Regions from separate parts of the Homo sapiens genome. Here region 2 is linked to region 1. A link is a contact called in ENCODE POLR2A ChIA-PET data. All regions are on one chromosome and are shown on one strand. Each heading gives the region's core, a stretch centred on a gene start or an enhancer-like site at or near the end of the contact. The rest is flanking DNA. Distances are from core to core; before and after follow the strand shown.

Region 1 (7,895 bases), core at 5,396-7,895:
ATAAAAATTTAAAGGTATGCAGATTTGAAAGGAAGAAGTAAAACTGTCCCTGTTCATAGTTGACATGATCATCTATGTAGATCGTAAGGAAGGCATCTACAAAAAGCTACAAGAACTAGTAAGTTTACCAAGGTCATAGGCTACATGGTCATTATACATGAATTAATTAGGTATAAATACATGACATAGTATAAAACGCATTAGAAACAAAAAGAAATTTTCATTTTTAAAAGTACTGTTTATAACAATTATTTTAAAATAAAATACTGAAGGATAAATCTAACAAAATAGGTACAGTATTTATACACTGAAAACTATAAAACATTTCTGAGTAAAATTAAAGATACTCTGTTTAAATGGAGAGATATCATATGCTCATGGTTTAAAAGACACCACATTGCTAAGGTATCAGTTCTCCCCTAAAAGACCTTACATATTTAACACAATCTCATGCAAAAATCTTACCAGGCATTTTTATGGAAATTGTAAACTGCATGTAAATTTTGTATGGAAAAATCAAAGGATATAAAATAGCCAGAACAATTTTTAAAAAGAACAAAATTGCAAGAATCAGACTACCTGATTTCAAGACTTACTATAAAGTAGATTAACCCAAACAATTTGAAATTGATATATGGATAGACAAATAGATCAATAGGAAAGAGGGAAGTATTCAGATACAGACATGAACACATATGACCAATTGATTTTCAATAAAGAGTCCAAGGCAGCTCAACAAGGGAAAATATGCAGGTAATCTTTTCAACAAATGGTGTTAGAACAATTGGATATCTGTTAAAAAGAGAAGAATTATAAACCCTTAACTCACACCATATACAACAATTGACTGAAAATATAGTTCTAAATGGAAGAGCTAAGACAATAAATCTACTTGAAGAAAACATAGAAAATCCTCCTAATGTCAGGCCAAGATTTCTTAGGATATAAAAAGCAAGAGCTTTCAAGGGAAAATATTGATAATTAAGTATTTTGGGAAAGCAGGAAAAAAGCCAAGCTACAGGCTGGGAGAAAGTATATTTTTAAATGTATATCTGATAAAAGACTTGTAGCCAAAATACATAAGGGACTCCTAAAACTCACATTAAAAACAAAAGCAACCTAACTGACAAATTACCCCAAATCGCCAAAATAACCCAATTAAAAAATGGCCAAAAGACCGGAATGGATATTTGTCAAAATAGGATAAGCATATGAAAAATGCCCAATATCACTAATCAGGGAAATGCAAATCAAACTACAATGAAATACTACTTCATTTAGAATGGCTATTAACAACAAGATAACTGTTAGCGAGGATGTGGAGAGAAGAGAACCTTTACATACTTTCAGTGGGAATGTAAATTAGTACAGCCATTATGGAAAATAGTATAGAAGTTCCTTGAAAAATTAAAAATATAACTACCATGTGATCCAGCAATCTCACTACTAGGCATTTATCCAAAGGGAATAAAATCAGTATGTCAGAGGGATATCTTCACTCCTGTTTATTGCAGCACTATTTGCAATAGCCAAGATATGCAATCAACCTAAGTGTCCATCAAAGGATAAATGGATAAGAAAATGTTGTGTATAGGCCGGGCGCGGTGGCTCACGCCTGTAATCCCAGCACTTTGGGAGGCCGAGGCGGGCGGATCACGAGGTCAGGAGATCGAGACCATCCTGGCTAACACGGTGAAACCCCGTCTCTACTAAAAATACAAAAAATTAGCCGGGCGAGGTGGCGGGCGCCTGTAGTCCCAGCTACTCGGGAGGCTGAGGCAGGAGAATGGCGTGAACCCCAGGGGGCGGAGCCTGCAGTGAGCCGAGATTGCGCCACTGCACTCCAGCCTGGGCGACAGCGAGACTCCGTCTCAAAAAAAAAAAAAAAAAAAAAAAAAAGAAAATGTTGTGTATATGCACAGTAGAATACTATTCAGTCAGAAAAACATAATGAAATCCTGAGGTTGGGCATAGTGGCTCATGCCTGTAATCCCAGTACTTTGGGAGGCTGAGACAGGAGGATCACTTAAGCCTAAGAGTTTGAGACAAGCTTGGGCAAAATAGTGAGACCCCATCTCTACAAAAAACATACACCAAAATTAGCTGGGCATAGTAGTGCGCACCTGTAGCCCTAGCTACTCAGGAGGCTGAAATGGGAGAATTGCTTGAGTCTGGGAGGTCGAGGATGCAGTGAGCCGTGATGGTGCCACTGTACTGCAGCCTGAGTGACAGAGCAAGAACCTGTCTCAAAAAATAAAAAAAGAAATCCTGATCCTGTCATTTGCAACAACATGGATAAATCTGAGGACATTATATTAAGTGAAATAAGCCAGGCACAGAAAGATGTAACCACAAGATCTCACTCAAATGGAATCTAAAAATGTTAATCTCATAGAAGTTGAGAGTAGAATAGGGGTTACCAGAGGCTGAGAAGGGGACACGGGGTGAGGGGAAATGGGGAAAAGATGGGTCAATGGGTACAATATTACAGTTAGACAGAAGGAATAAGTTCTGTTCTATTGCACAGTAGGATGACTATAGTTAACAGTAATGTATTGCATATTTCAAAATAGCTAGAAGGGAGGATTTTGAATGTTCTTACTACAAAGAAATGATAAATGTTTAAGGCGATGGATATACTACATATCCTAATTTGATCATTATACAATATAGACATGTATCAAAACATCACATTTTACCTATAAATATGTACAATTCTTTTGTATCAATCATAAAATAAAACCTAAAAAGTGAAATTTCTGTGTTACAAAGGGGGAGAACACAGTCTGTATTACAATTTTTTTAACTCAAAAGGTACAAAATATTTGAACAGATGCTTCAAAAAATATCAAATAGTTGTATAGAATTACATAAGTTTGTTTTTATTTTTATTATATATAAATATGAATGAAATAAGTACATGAAAAGATGTTAAACATTATTAATCATCAGAGGAATGTTAATTTAAACCACAATGAGATCTGCATACATACCAGAATGACATCAATTAAAATAACAGCTGACAATACCAAATGCTGACAAGGATATGAAGTCCTCATATATTGCAAGTGACAATGTAAAATGGCACAACCACTTTGTAAAACTATTTGGGAGTTTGTTAGTAAGCATACACTTACCCAGCAATCATATTCCTAGGTATTCAAGAAAAATGGAAATGTACATCCTCACAAAAATTTGTACATGAACGTTCATAATAGTTTTATACACAATAGAAAAAAATGGAAATAATTGGTGAGTTGACAAATAATGAAGTGCTATTCAAAAATACAATGGAATGCTGATACGTGCAAAAACCACAGATAAATCTCAAAAGCCTTATCACATAAGATTATATACTATATTTTTCCATTTACATAAAATTCTGGAAAGGTAAAACTAGTGGAGGAAACAGGTACATGATTGTTGAGGCCAGGAGCTAGGGAGGGGATGAACTGCAAAGAAGCAAAAGATAATTGGAACAGGAATGGAAATATTCTATATCTTGATTGTAGTAGTAGTTGCACAACGGTGTACATTTGTCAAGCCATCAGCTTTTGCACTTAAAAACTGGTATACTTTGCGGAAAAGTATACCACATAAAACAAAACCCCCATACAAAAAAGAATAAATTAGGCCTTAGAATGAAAAGAATCTCAAGTCAATGTTGAGGAGCAATTTAGACGTGAATTTTTTAAATTCCACAGAGAAAGAAAGATAGTAAAATAAGCCATGTGTGTTCAAATTTACAATTTCTGCTGACTTGAATCATCAGGGTATTTTAAAATCTTGCTGTAAATCAGATTCCCATGTTCCAATCTTGCAGAAGCCGGGAAAATTGGAGATGATGGTGCTATTTTGTAAGGGATACGGAAGTGGGCAAGTCTAAGGACTTGTTTATACACATAGACCAGGGAGACTGAACTTAGTACTGGGTAAAAAAAATAAAGGTCATCATGGAACAGATTTGCAAACAATGAAGTAAACAGAATAGCAGAGATTTGGCTTTGTAAAAAGAAAAAAAAGCGATTGTGCCAGACCACTTCAGCGCCTCTAGTTGCTGAATTGCAGGACTGGTAGTTGAACCAAAAGCAATAAACATAATGCATCTTGGCTGTGGTCAGATATTTTGATTTAGTCAAATATGAAGCCCTCACCACTAAAATTGGAAAATATGGTTTGCAGTACAGATACAGTACTAGCTGAAAAGTGATATCTGAATTGTCCTGGCATGACGTGGAGAGCAGAGGAAAAAGAGAAGTGTACCACACTGGGAATATCACTTTTGTTGTTGTAGTTGTTGTTGCTTGCTTGTTGCTTTTAATTTTTTTAGGTTTCAGATTCAGTAGGTACATGTTCAGTATTGTTACATGAATATATTGTATAATGGTGAGGTTTGGGTTTCTAGTGTACCTGTCACCCAAACAGTGAACATTGTACCCAATAGGTATTTTTTAACCCGCATCCCCTCCTACCTTCCTCATTTTTGGAGTCCTCAGTGTCCATTATTTCCATCTTTATGTCCATGTGTATCCTTTTGGGGTTTTTGTGGTTTTTTTTCGTATGTTTAGTAGAGACTGGATTTCTCCATGTTGGCCAGGCATGTCTTGAGCTCCTGCCTGCCTCGGCCTCCCAAAGTGCTGGGATTACAGGCATGAGCCACTGTGCCCGACCACATGTGTCTTCACTACTTATCTCCCACATATAAGTGAGGACACATGATACTTGATTTTCTTTTTCTGAGTTGTTTCACTTAGGATAATGGCCTTCAGCTCAATCCATGTTGCTGCAAAGGACATGATTTCAGGGAATAGCATTTTGAATTTTGGGTGATGATCCTATGGTGTGTTTGAAGCATTAAAACGTTTGTATGGGTAGAACATGGGGTGAGAAATGTGTGTGGGTGGGGGTGGAGGGGTAGGGGGAATTAGAGATAGATAAGGCCATAATACAGAGGGCCTCATAAAGTCCTCAATAAACCATGTTAAAGAGCAAGACTGTATCCTTGAATTCCCAGAAGCAGCTGGTGTAATCGTCCAGGCTGTCTTCCACCTAGCCCAAAGTTTTTTCAACTCTATCACTTGCTGCCTCTCCCTACCATTAAATGAGTAAGCAATATACTGAGAAATTAATAAAACTATGTTAAATAGACCACTTTTGAGCTCCATTTTAATGCTTGGAGAAGAGTCGGTAAGCATTGTAATTGATTCAGAAAAGAACCACAATGTTGGAAACTAGAAAAAGGTAAACATTTGCATGGCTGAGTTAAGAGAACAGAGACATAAGAAACTGTTATTACAGGACTAGGATAGACTCATATACCAGTTACTAAGCAGGTTCTTGGGCAAGTCCTTTCTGTACATTTATTTTCTTATTTATAAAATAGGGATGATAATTCAAGTCAATTATCTGTTATCTACAATTCTGAAGTTCCAAGAGCTCTGAAAATCAGAAGTTGGTTCAGTTTTATTTTGATTTCTTAAGTTTGTGGCACACTCATTTGATGGTGAAACCCAGGTTTCGTAGTCATTTATCAGTTAGTGTGAATATTTATGAATTCTGCAGAAATAATGTTTGATCTTATGGTGCTACCCTAAATTCTGCTGGATACATTCATATGTTATGCAAACTACTATTTTTCTAAAATCTAAACAATTCTGGATTCTGAAAATTCTGGCCCCTGTGGTTTCAGATAAGAGACAGTATGCTTGTAATACCTTCCTCTTAGGGTTGTATCAGGATAAAATTTCTTAAGGCAGAACTCAGTAAACGATGAAGCTATTATTATTTATCATTAATTAAGCTTAAAAATTAGATTCCCACCCCCATCCCCGAGAATGAACAAGAATTAGCACTTGACGATCCTTAATTTTATTCTTAATGCTTTTATACTGTACTCTCTCGAGCTTGATTTATAGTATATCAGTTATTAAAATGGAATGTTTTCCTTAAGAAACTTCTACGCTGAACACTTAACCTTCATTTCTGCAATCTTTACATACTTGGAAGGATACCTTATTTGCCTTTAGGTATTAGTTGACAGACTTATTTTTCAGTCATCTTTCCTAAGGGTCATCTTACGAAATTCATGGTTAGATTATGCGTTATATACCTCCTAACGAAAACACGAATGGATATGCTTATTTTCTTCAAGTTCTCAATAAAAGGAAGTTCTTAACATGTCATAAAACAAGTTCTGTGTAAGTCTTTAGTTAAAAGCACTAGAGCAAAAATACCCATCTAGATTTCATTCAGTGTTTCCCAAGTAGAATTTTATTTTTGTGGTTGAAGTTTGGCATGTTTCCTATTTCTTCAAGCTATATAAAACCCTTTTGCTGCGTCTAATCCATGGCCTGCGGACATGGAGGACTGATTTTGCAATACTTTTCTAGCATTGGGAAACTTCTAACTAAAAATTTTGTGTGCTGGAATACTTGGAAGAAAAGGAAAGGTCATTTAAACAAATACTATATTTTAAAATGAAGAAATAAAGCAACATTTTAAATGTGTGATTTTTGTTAAGATACTTGCCATTAGTGAGAGTTAGGGTGGGACATATCAGTAACGAATCCGATTGCCACTATGGCTCTGCCCCCCCACCATCTTTCCTCTGGGAGGATGTTGGGGCCAACTTACGATTGCAACCTGTGTGTGTGTTTATCCTTTGTTTGGATACATGTTACTAGGTGCCCCACTCTTGGCCAGCAATTCCAGTGCCTGGGTGGTTTGCCTGAGCAAAGTGCCTGAGTGGCTAGGAATGTAGAGATAGGGCTTTGACCCAGAGCACAGGGATGATAAGGTTTACTATAGTGTAAGGATTAGAATGAAGGTTCTCTTCTGCTTCAGAAGTGGGAAGAGGAAGCAACACAGGATGGGATCTCTATCTGGTTCTAGGTCTCAGGCTTTCTCCAGCCCGTTTTGCCAACTTACAAGCAACTAACCACCACTAAACTTCCTCTCCCTGGAGAAGGAAAAATTTCACTCACTTGTGAGTGAGAAGATCTGCATCCAGATCCTTTCTGTGCCATGATTAGCTGTGCTACATCAGGCCCGGTGTTTTCAGGAGTTTAGGACCAAACAGCCCCTTTCAGCTCTTGCATTCTCCTAGTCTTTGACATCAGAAGGAAAGTGCAGGCGTTCAAGGGAGTTCTTGTTTTACAGTTTCAAGCGATCTGACGTCAGGCGAAATCTCTTCACTCTCTAACAGATATTCCATCTTAAAAAAAATCCCATGAACCCTAATTCCTGTGAGTGTCTCTAAAGTATATTAAAGACTGGATTAATTGTAATCTAGGCAGAAATCTGTCTTTGTGGTTGTTGTTTAATATCACTCAGTACATGCCAATACTCTTCTTTCACTTAGCTTCTGGTAATCTATGAAGCTACTCGTGGTTTCATTCATTTAAACCCCTCTGAGCCTCAGCTTCTTCATGCTAAAGGAAAATAACAGGAAATAATGGCATAAATGTGTTTTGATAAACATAAAACCTTTTGTAAACATGGGGTTTTATTTATGATAGCACAAAATATTAATATAACTTCCTCTAATAACATTGACATACGTCACATCTATAGTAGCCAGTAGTAAACAGGCAGCATGCAGCTCTAAAAAGTGGACAGATTTTCATTGTTCTGATTTGGAATGTAACAATATCTCCTGTTGGTTCTCTCCTTCCTTTCTCCACTGGCCCCAACTCTAAGCAGTATTCCACTGAACTGAAGAAACTCTACTGCCAAATTGCAAAGACATGCCCCATCCAGATCAAGGTGATGACCCCACCTCCTCAGGGAGCTGTTATCCGCGCCATGCCTGTCTACAAAAAAGCTGAGCACGTCACGGAGGTGGTGAAGCGGTGCCCCAACCATGAGCTGAGCCGTGAATTCAACGAGGGTAAGCA
Region 2 (7,895 bases), core at 1,960-4,459, 46 kb after region 1:
TGTCTAGAAGGGACAGAGCTTTGCAGTTGGGGTAACTCCTAATTCTTAGCTAGGAAATAACCCCTTGGGATATTAGAGATCTCAAAATGTTTTACTACTTTCATTTGAGAGTCTAAAGCTCTATTAAAACCTACTCTAGCTTCTCCTTGATTGTCCCTTGATTTACTAGTGACATGCTTTCTACTGAAGAAAGAGGATTTTGTGGTCAACAAACCACACCCTAAGCTCTATGATGTGAAATGGAAATTTTCTAGTATACATAGAATTTATACTTTTAAAAATATAGAAAAGTTTAAAAAATAATTGATACATGTCCATATACCTACTGCCCATAAATTATGATTAACACTTTTTCATATTTACCACAAATCTATGTATCTCTGTGCTTTTCATATAAGTCAAACTTAACAAAGTAAATATCCCCTTTATCGCCTACCTATAGGTATACACATCTTTCTCTGTTACTTCCCTGCATTACCTGGGGCCAGAATTAATCTGCACCATAAGTTTAGAGTATTTCCTCCAATCCATTATCATTTTGCTTTCTATAGTACAGATAAGTAAATTTCATAGAATTGGAATAATAATATACATATATATATATATATATATTTTTTTTTTTTTTTTTTTTGAGATGGAGTCTCGCTCTGTCACCCAGGCTGGAGTGCAGTGGCATGGTCTTGGCTCACTGCAACCTCCGCCTCCCAGGTTCACGCCATTCTCCTGCCTCAGCCTCCCAAGTAGCTGGGACTACAGGCGCCCACTACCATGCCTGGCTAATTTTTTGTATTTTTAGTAGAGACGGGGTTTCACTGTGTTAACCAGGATGGTCTCGATCTTCTGACCTCACGATCCGCCCGCCTCAGCCTCCCAAAGTGCTGGGATTACTGTCGTGAGCCACCGTGCCCGGCCAGAATAATAATCTTAAACATAACAGTTGCCACGTTAAGGTTTTTTTTTTTTTCATCCAGTTTCTCTGCCTTCATACAGTCAAGCTAAGTGATGGAATTGCCATGTTATAGATTGTATTAGGCTTCTCCAAAGAAACAGAACCAATAGTGTGTATATGTATATATATATATATATATATATATATATATATATATATATATATATATAATGAGAATTGGCTTGTGTGATGATGGAGGATGAGGAGTCACATGATCTGCTGTTTGCAGGCTGGAGGACCTTGAAAGCAGGCAGTGTAATTCAGTCTGTGTCCAAAGACTCAAGAACAAAGCGAGAGGAGGAGGGTGTTGGTGGATTGTGTGCATCCTTGCAGGGAACTGGGAATACCGATGTCTGAAAGTCAAGAAGATGATGGAGGTTGCCGCTCAAATAGGGGGCAAATTTGTCCCTCCTCCACCTTTGGCTCTCTTCAGGCCCTCAAGGGATGCCACCCACATTGGTGAAGATGATCTTCTTTACTCAGTCTACTGATTCCAATGCTAATCTCTTCCAGAAACATCCTCACAGACACAATCAGAAATGTTTTTCTAGCTATCTGGGCCCATTCAAGTCGACATCTAAAATTGACTGTCACACAGATGAAAAAACAGAAATTCAAATATTTGAAACAAATTACCTAAGGCCACGCGGAGATTAAGTAGAAGCAGCAGGATTGAAATGCTTTTTTTTTTTTTTTTACTTCAAAGTTTTGCTCTCCCCTTTGCATCGTGCTGTACCTTCTAAAATGATTGACTAAAACATATGCCAATACTACTGAGCTTGGAAGTCCATAATTTTTAGTGGTACCAGTCTCCATGAATTATTCTTTGGAGCAAGACAGATGTAAGACTTATAGCCCTTGCCCTTCCTGTGAGCATGGTTTAGAGTTTGGGAGAAGGTAAGGATTCATAAACAAACATGTATAAAGTGTTTCCAAGTGAGACTGCAGTATGAACTACTCGGGAGAATCCCAGCGGAAGAAAAGATGTTTTTGATCAGAGAAATCTGGAGAAATATCAGAGGAGAAGAAGCATTTGGACTATCTTGTAGAATGAATATCACGGGCAAAGCCATAACGACATGGCAATGTGACGGTTAAGTCAACAGACCTCTTCGCTAAGCTAGGAACATGAATGGGGACTCACAGCTTTACATATGACCAAAAGTCAGGAAAGACAGGCCACTGTACCTACTTTGGGGATTTTTGCCCCAGAAAGGTTTACAGAATTTTAGAAAAACTCTGTTTTCTTGGTACTCTACAACTCAGCTAAACATCTAAAACTCGCTAGTGTGGCTAGCCACCCCTCATAATATTTAGACAATTGCTCAATTACCCCTGGAGTAACTTGCAGGTTTTACACGAAGACATGTGGGAGAAGCAGGAAGGCTCCAATGCCTTGGGGTGAACAGCAAATTGTGAGTTTCCTAGTTTTCTGTTTTGTGGCTAGCTGATACAGGGACCATTCATTGTCCACAGAAACACTGGATACTACGAGAGAAGAATGAAGTTGCAGAATGCTGACCACAGCGAACTCATAGTGACTGCTTTTCTCTACAGATGGGGATGCCGTTACTCAGATAATTTGAGTTATTTTCCTAAGGTCGCAAAGTCAGTGATTGACCTCCAGTGACTTCTCATGTCTCTTCTTCACACCCTGTGCAATACTCTTCCTGGCATGCCATGGTAATAACACTCCTACATGTTTCTTTAATTTTCTTGCACAAAGCATGCTCCAGTTTAGCTTCAGCCAAGCAAGAGCACACTAGGAGGATCCTGAGAGTGAAATTTGTTCCCTAGAATATTAGGTGAAGAGTGCAACCTGCCTTCACTGTTCAGGTCCTATAAAATACAGAGGCCAGTTTGTTTTTCTCTAAACCTCTTAGTGTTTGGGAATTCCACTGGGGTCTCTAGAAAGAGTGCCTACCTTGGTCATCTGATGCCATTAGCTTGTGCCACTGCACCCATACACTGCTGTTTCTAGATTTTCAACACAAAGATACAGAGAAGATACAGGGGAAGATGACTTCTGTGGGCCCACTTAGAGAGGTAGTCCCATCAAAGTTAGCAAATACCTACGTTCTTCAAAGACATTAAATAGTCATGCTGCTCCAATATAGCCAAAAGCACACTTTTTGGAGCAAAGTTAATCCTACTGAAACCACCTTCAATTAAACCAAGCTCTAGGGGCTAAGAAACAGAAAAGTGAATTAAGCTTCAGTGACTCAGCTCCTCCTTCCTCCCTGCCTTTGTCTATCAGCCAGGAATGTGGGGAGGAAGTGAGTTAGGGCAAATCTATGCTTGAGCTTCACAATGCAAAGAACCAGGATCTATACACACCCAAGGTGATTTTCCTACAAATGCTATTTCTTTACAGTAAGTCTCCCCTAACACTTGGCTCCAGTGAGTATGAATCTTACATTTGCAAGTCTGGAAAGACCATGAATGGAAAGAAAGGCATGGATGCCCATGAAGAGTAAATTAAGGTGTGGCCATAGTACTCTCATTGGCAATCACACGAACTGGATGATTTACTAATTAAGGTTAGATTGCTTACCATCGGACCCAGAAAAAAATTCATAATGTACAAGTTATTTAATAACAAAGTTCTCCATGAAAAAATAGTGACAGAAACAGGACAGGAGAGAGGAAGAAGCCACACAAGCAAGAATACAGTGTCAAGCAAGGTGGGAGACAATAGCTTCAGCCTGAACTTGACACTGAACTATGAAATGTCAAGTTTCCCAAAATAGTCTCAACCTGAGGCTGGGAAACTTGGGATGTCATAATCCTGTACCTACCGATCATTGGTAAAGGGCTCTCCCAGGGACATATAAACTCTTAGGAACTCTCAGTTTCCTGTGTGTTCCAAAAATCCCAGGGGCAGTCATCGAAAAAGAACCATCACAATTGCTGGCTGTTGGAAGTGAAACATACCAAAGCCCAGGGAACATACTTAAGAAAAAAAAATTATCTAGAAAAACGTGATCTTAGAATATCTAAACCTTAATCCAATAGCATCCTATCAGCTACATTTCCCAATTTTTTAAATTAATATTAACAAGGGGATCTATATTTAAGAGAGTTACCTTCATTTACTAATTTACAGACATCGCACTAATGCTTTCATATATACTCTATGATACAGCATGGTGGTTTTACATATACTATATGGCATTGCAAGATCACTGGAGTTCAACAGTTCCAGGTTTAAATTTTGACTCATCCATATTTTAGCTGAGTGACTTTGCTGAAGTTGCTTCACCTGTCTATGATTCAGCAGGTAGGTCAGTGCCTGTGAGAAAGGAATGAAATAAGCAAGTACAACCTTTAATAACCCAGTCATGGCACATGACGAAGTCTCAGTAAATACTTGTTATGAACAATGATAAGAATAATAATAATGTTCTTTATTTATTCATTTATACAACAAATATTTATCAAGTACCTTCTATGTGTCAGAGCCTCTTCGAGGACAGGAATTACAGAGGGTTTAGTTAAAGACCCTGGCCTCACAGAGTTTATATTCTAGCAAGGGACATAAACAATAAGCACACAAATAAGTATTTAATGCAATGTCAGTTACTGATTAGCACAATAAAAAAAACTGAAGCAAGGCAAAAAACAAAACACAGAATGAGTGGTAGAGTGAAAGATGGAGGCTATGATTAGAGATGAAATTCAGGATATCAATGATTAGATATGAAGTCCAGGAATTCCTCTCTGGGTAGAACAGCAGACACCTGAATAAGTGGAAAGGATAAGATATCTTAGGAGTAGAGTTCCAGGAAAAGATAACAATGAAAGCAAAGACCCTGGGAGGGAATATATTTGTAATGTTAAAGAAATAGGAAGAAGCCCTGTATGACTGCAGTTTTGTGAGGCAGGCCAAGAGTATTAGGAGACAAAATCAGGGACAGTGGCAGAGAACAGACTAGATCACATAGAGTCAAGTAACCCAAGGTAAACAGTGGAAATTTCATTTAACCTGACTGATAGAAAATTATTGGAGGATTCTGAGTAGAGAGGAACAAACCTGGTTATGTTTGTAAAGAGTACACTTTTGACTATATGCTGCCACAGGGCATGGGAGCATCTGTGCAAACCACTTTCGAGGAACAGACCTGGAGCTCACAGAATCCTCAAGCTCAGTGAGCAAACCAAACTAATAGTAAACATAGGTTACTGGTTCATTCATGTGTCAGTATTGTCATTCAGACAATAAGAGTAATTTTCTCTAATAGTTGCAAATCAAGTCCACATAAGCCATCTCTAATATAAACATAAGGTTACAAATGCACCATCCGGGTATTCTTTACCTTTAGTCTGTAACTTTAATTTTTCTGCCTTTTAGTGGAATAGTCTCTCTCATTGGAATAACTGTTTTAGGATGATCTTATATAACTGTGCCTGATTTGCTAGAAGCAAAATTACATACTGTAGGGAATTTATTTTTTTGAAATATCCTGTTTCACAGAAACTCCCTCCATTCACACACCTCTGATGGCTGCCTTTTGATTTCAAATTAAAGCTCAACTCTGTAGCTGAGTATTCCATACTTCCTCTTCCCTGAACCAGGTAGAGCACTCCAACGTGCCTTACCTATGTTCTAACATAAGAGAACCACCTGCCCTGACACAACCAGGCTTCACTGTCCCTCAAACATACCATGCATAATTTTGTTACCACATAACTGCTGATTTATTTTATTTGCTTAAGTGTTATATTTCTCTCAAGGCCAAGTTCAAGTCTCATCTCTATGTGGGGCCTTTCCTCACTAGAAAACCTCAATGATCATTCTCTCATCTGAACTACTTCTGCAGTTGTTAGAGTTAGCACATCATCTCTGGGATTATCACTGATCTTTTAAAGAATACATCCTTATAGGCCATCTGTAAACTTCTAAAAGATAGTGATTATGTCTTACAAATCTTCGTATTCTAGAAACTCTGCATGTAGCACTTGACTTTCCCATAGATAATTCAAACTCATCATGGTTCATTCATGCTGAGTTCACACTGCTTTCCACCCCCAGCACACCTACTCTTTTTTTCCTTTTGTAACGTATATGAACCTCACTCCACAAACGTAAATGTGCAAGAAATTTACCTTTCTTTATTTTTATTAAATATTGACTTAATTTCTATTTCTTTTTTTTTTTTTGCACCAATGTGGTAAAAAATAAAAAGCTTCTAGGTCAGTTCAGGCTTTCTTCCTTTTTAAGTTCTGGTAGGGCGCCTCAGATCCACTCAGCCAACTGTCCACTCAGCCATCTGTCCACTCAGACATACACTAAGGATTCCATAATCCCATCAGCTCCTTAGTCATTAATCCACTAGTGTCATTTCTGGAAGGCTTCTTTCTCTCATCGCCATGGCCATTCAAGGCCTGCAGCTCTATGTCAGGCTTAGAAGCATGGGAATCTCTCTGGTGCTGTTTTGGGCTCTTCCTGCCTAGGCTTACATGCAATATGGACATATTAAAGTCTTGCTACTTTCTTAAGGCTCTGTTCTTGAAAAAAGAAGCAAGACTCTTCTCTCCAGTATCTACCAATACCTATCTTCTCATCTCTGCATCATAACTCTGTCTTTCCAAGTGAGGAAAGCTTTTATGGTCTGGAGGAAGCCAACTCTCATCTTTCAAATATATTTTTTCTGCCTAAATTATTTAAGCTAACCTTAAATATTTATAACCAAACTCCAGAAAAACACTAGCAAGTAATTTTGTAACTGTACTTTGAAAATTTCTCTTTTTTAAAGCAATAATTCCTGATCAACCACTACTTTGATTAAGCAGTATGGGAACATATAGATAAATTACTGGGAAAAAATGATTATGGGTTTAAAATGTCATCCAGCAACATTTACTTTAGTAATTAGCATAAATGTATACTTCTCATCTACCTAATCCATTAACTTGGTAGTCAACTTAGACTTCTTTCTCTTGCCCATCTCCATTGGTCTTGTTGTGCATAAACCAACACCAAAGAGAACCCTTTGGTGTAAAATTAGGTTTAATGGTAACATTCATGCCTAGACAATTCTGCTTGAGAAAAGCAGAATGAGTGAAATAATTCAAAAGTTCAAAGTAGGTAGGGTTAAACCATAAGGGAAAAGAAATAATATGTGCTAGAAGTTCAGTTGAAAAAGAAATAAATTCTTTTGTCTTGTCTTCCTTAAGTTTCACCTCCCTGCCTACATGTTCTAGGTATTCAGTAGTCATTTGTTGTTAATCATGATAATGACAATGGTGTCCATTTGCAGCTCAACTTGTAAGTTTATTTTTCCTTTTAAAGCAGCAATATGGTGCTTTTTTAATAATAGAGAGCATATTATCTTTCTGAAAGACACTTATAGTCATTCAGGTTGAGAAGTGCACACAGGCACAACATTCCAAAGTTATAACTTTTACTGTAGCTATCATAGCCTTGTATATTTAGGACAACAACTGAAGTAAAGGGTCTTGAGAAAAGGACAGCATTTTATAATTAACACATAGCTACCATATGAGCTAGGGACTATTCTTTCCCCTAAGTATCAAAGAGCTCTCTAATTTGGTCCTCAAATTTTAGTTTTAAGAACCACCTGAGCTCTTTATTTCATTCATACATTCTTTAAAAATATATCACGGTCATTATTTATTTATTTCATTTTTTTTTTAATTTTTGTTTTTGACAGGGTCTTGTTCTCTGTGGCCCAGGCTGGAATGCAATGGCATGATCATGGCTTACTGTAACCTCAAACTCTTAAGCTCAAGCAATCCTCCCGCCTTAGCCTACTGAGTAGCTGAGATTACAGGTGTGTGCCACCACACTAGGCTCTAAGGCTCATTATTTAGTTAGAAATAAAAAAGGCATGACATCAAGGACCTGTAGGCCTCTTCTTTCCTTAAACAACCATCTACTAATATATGCAAAGCATGGTATTAGTTATCCTCCTGGGAAGAACCA

What was found. ChIA-PET counts read pairs that join two places held with the same protein, here RNA polymerase II (POLR2A).
Region 2: POLR2A ChIA-PET joins it to region 1 with 25 read pairs in MCF 10A. The contact joins two enhancer-like sites. POLR2A ChIA-PET finds 5 or more read pairs at or near these places in 3 of 52 experiments (MCF 10A, activated CD4-positive, alpha-beta T cell and naive thymus-derived CD4-positive, alpha-beta T cell).

What each region holds. Positions count from the first base shown.
Region 1 is chr3:189,856,531-189,864,425 of GRCh38, forward strand. It overlaps TP63 (tumor protein p63), which reads left to right. Exons shown (of 14, transcript NM_003722.5): 5 at 7,702-7,888. Among named protein-coding and RNA genes, the nearest start is that of MIR944, 31 kb to the left of the region's middle. Within about 2 kb of position 6,646, at least 4 of the 41 ENCODE cell types and tissues checked have a DNase peak (open chromatin) inside an H3K27ac peak, as active enhancers do.
Region 2 is chr3:189,905,607-189,913,501 of GRCh38, forward strand. No RefSeq gene overlaps it. Among named protein-coding and RNA genes, the nearest start is that of MIR944, 80 kb to the left of the region's middle. Within about 2 kb of position 3,210, at least 4 of the 41 ENCODE cell types and tissues checked have a DNase peak (open chromatin) inside an H3K27ac peak, as active enhancers do.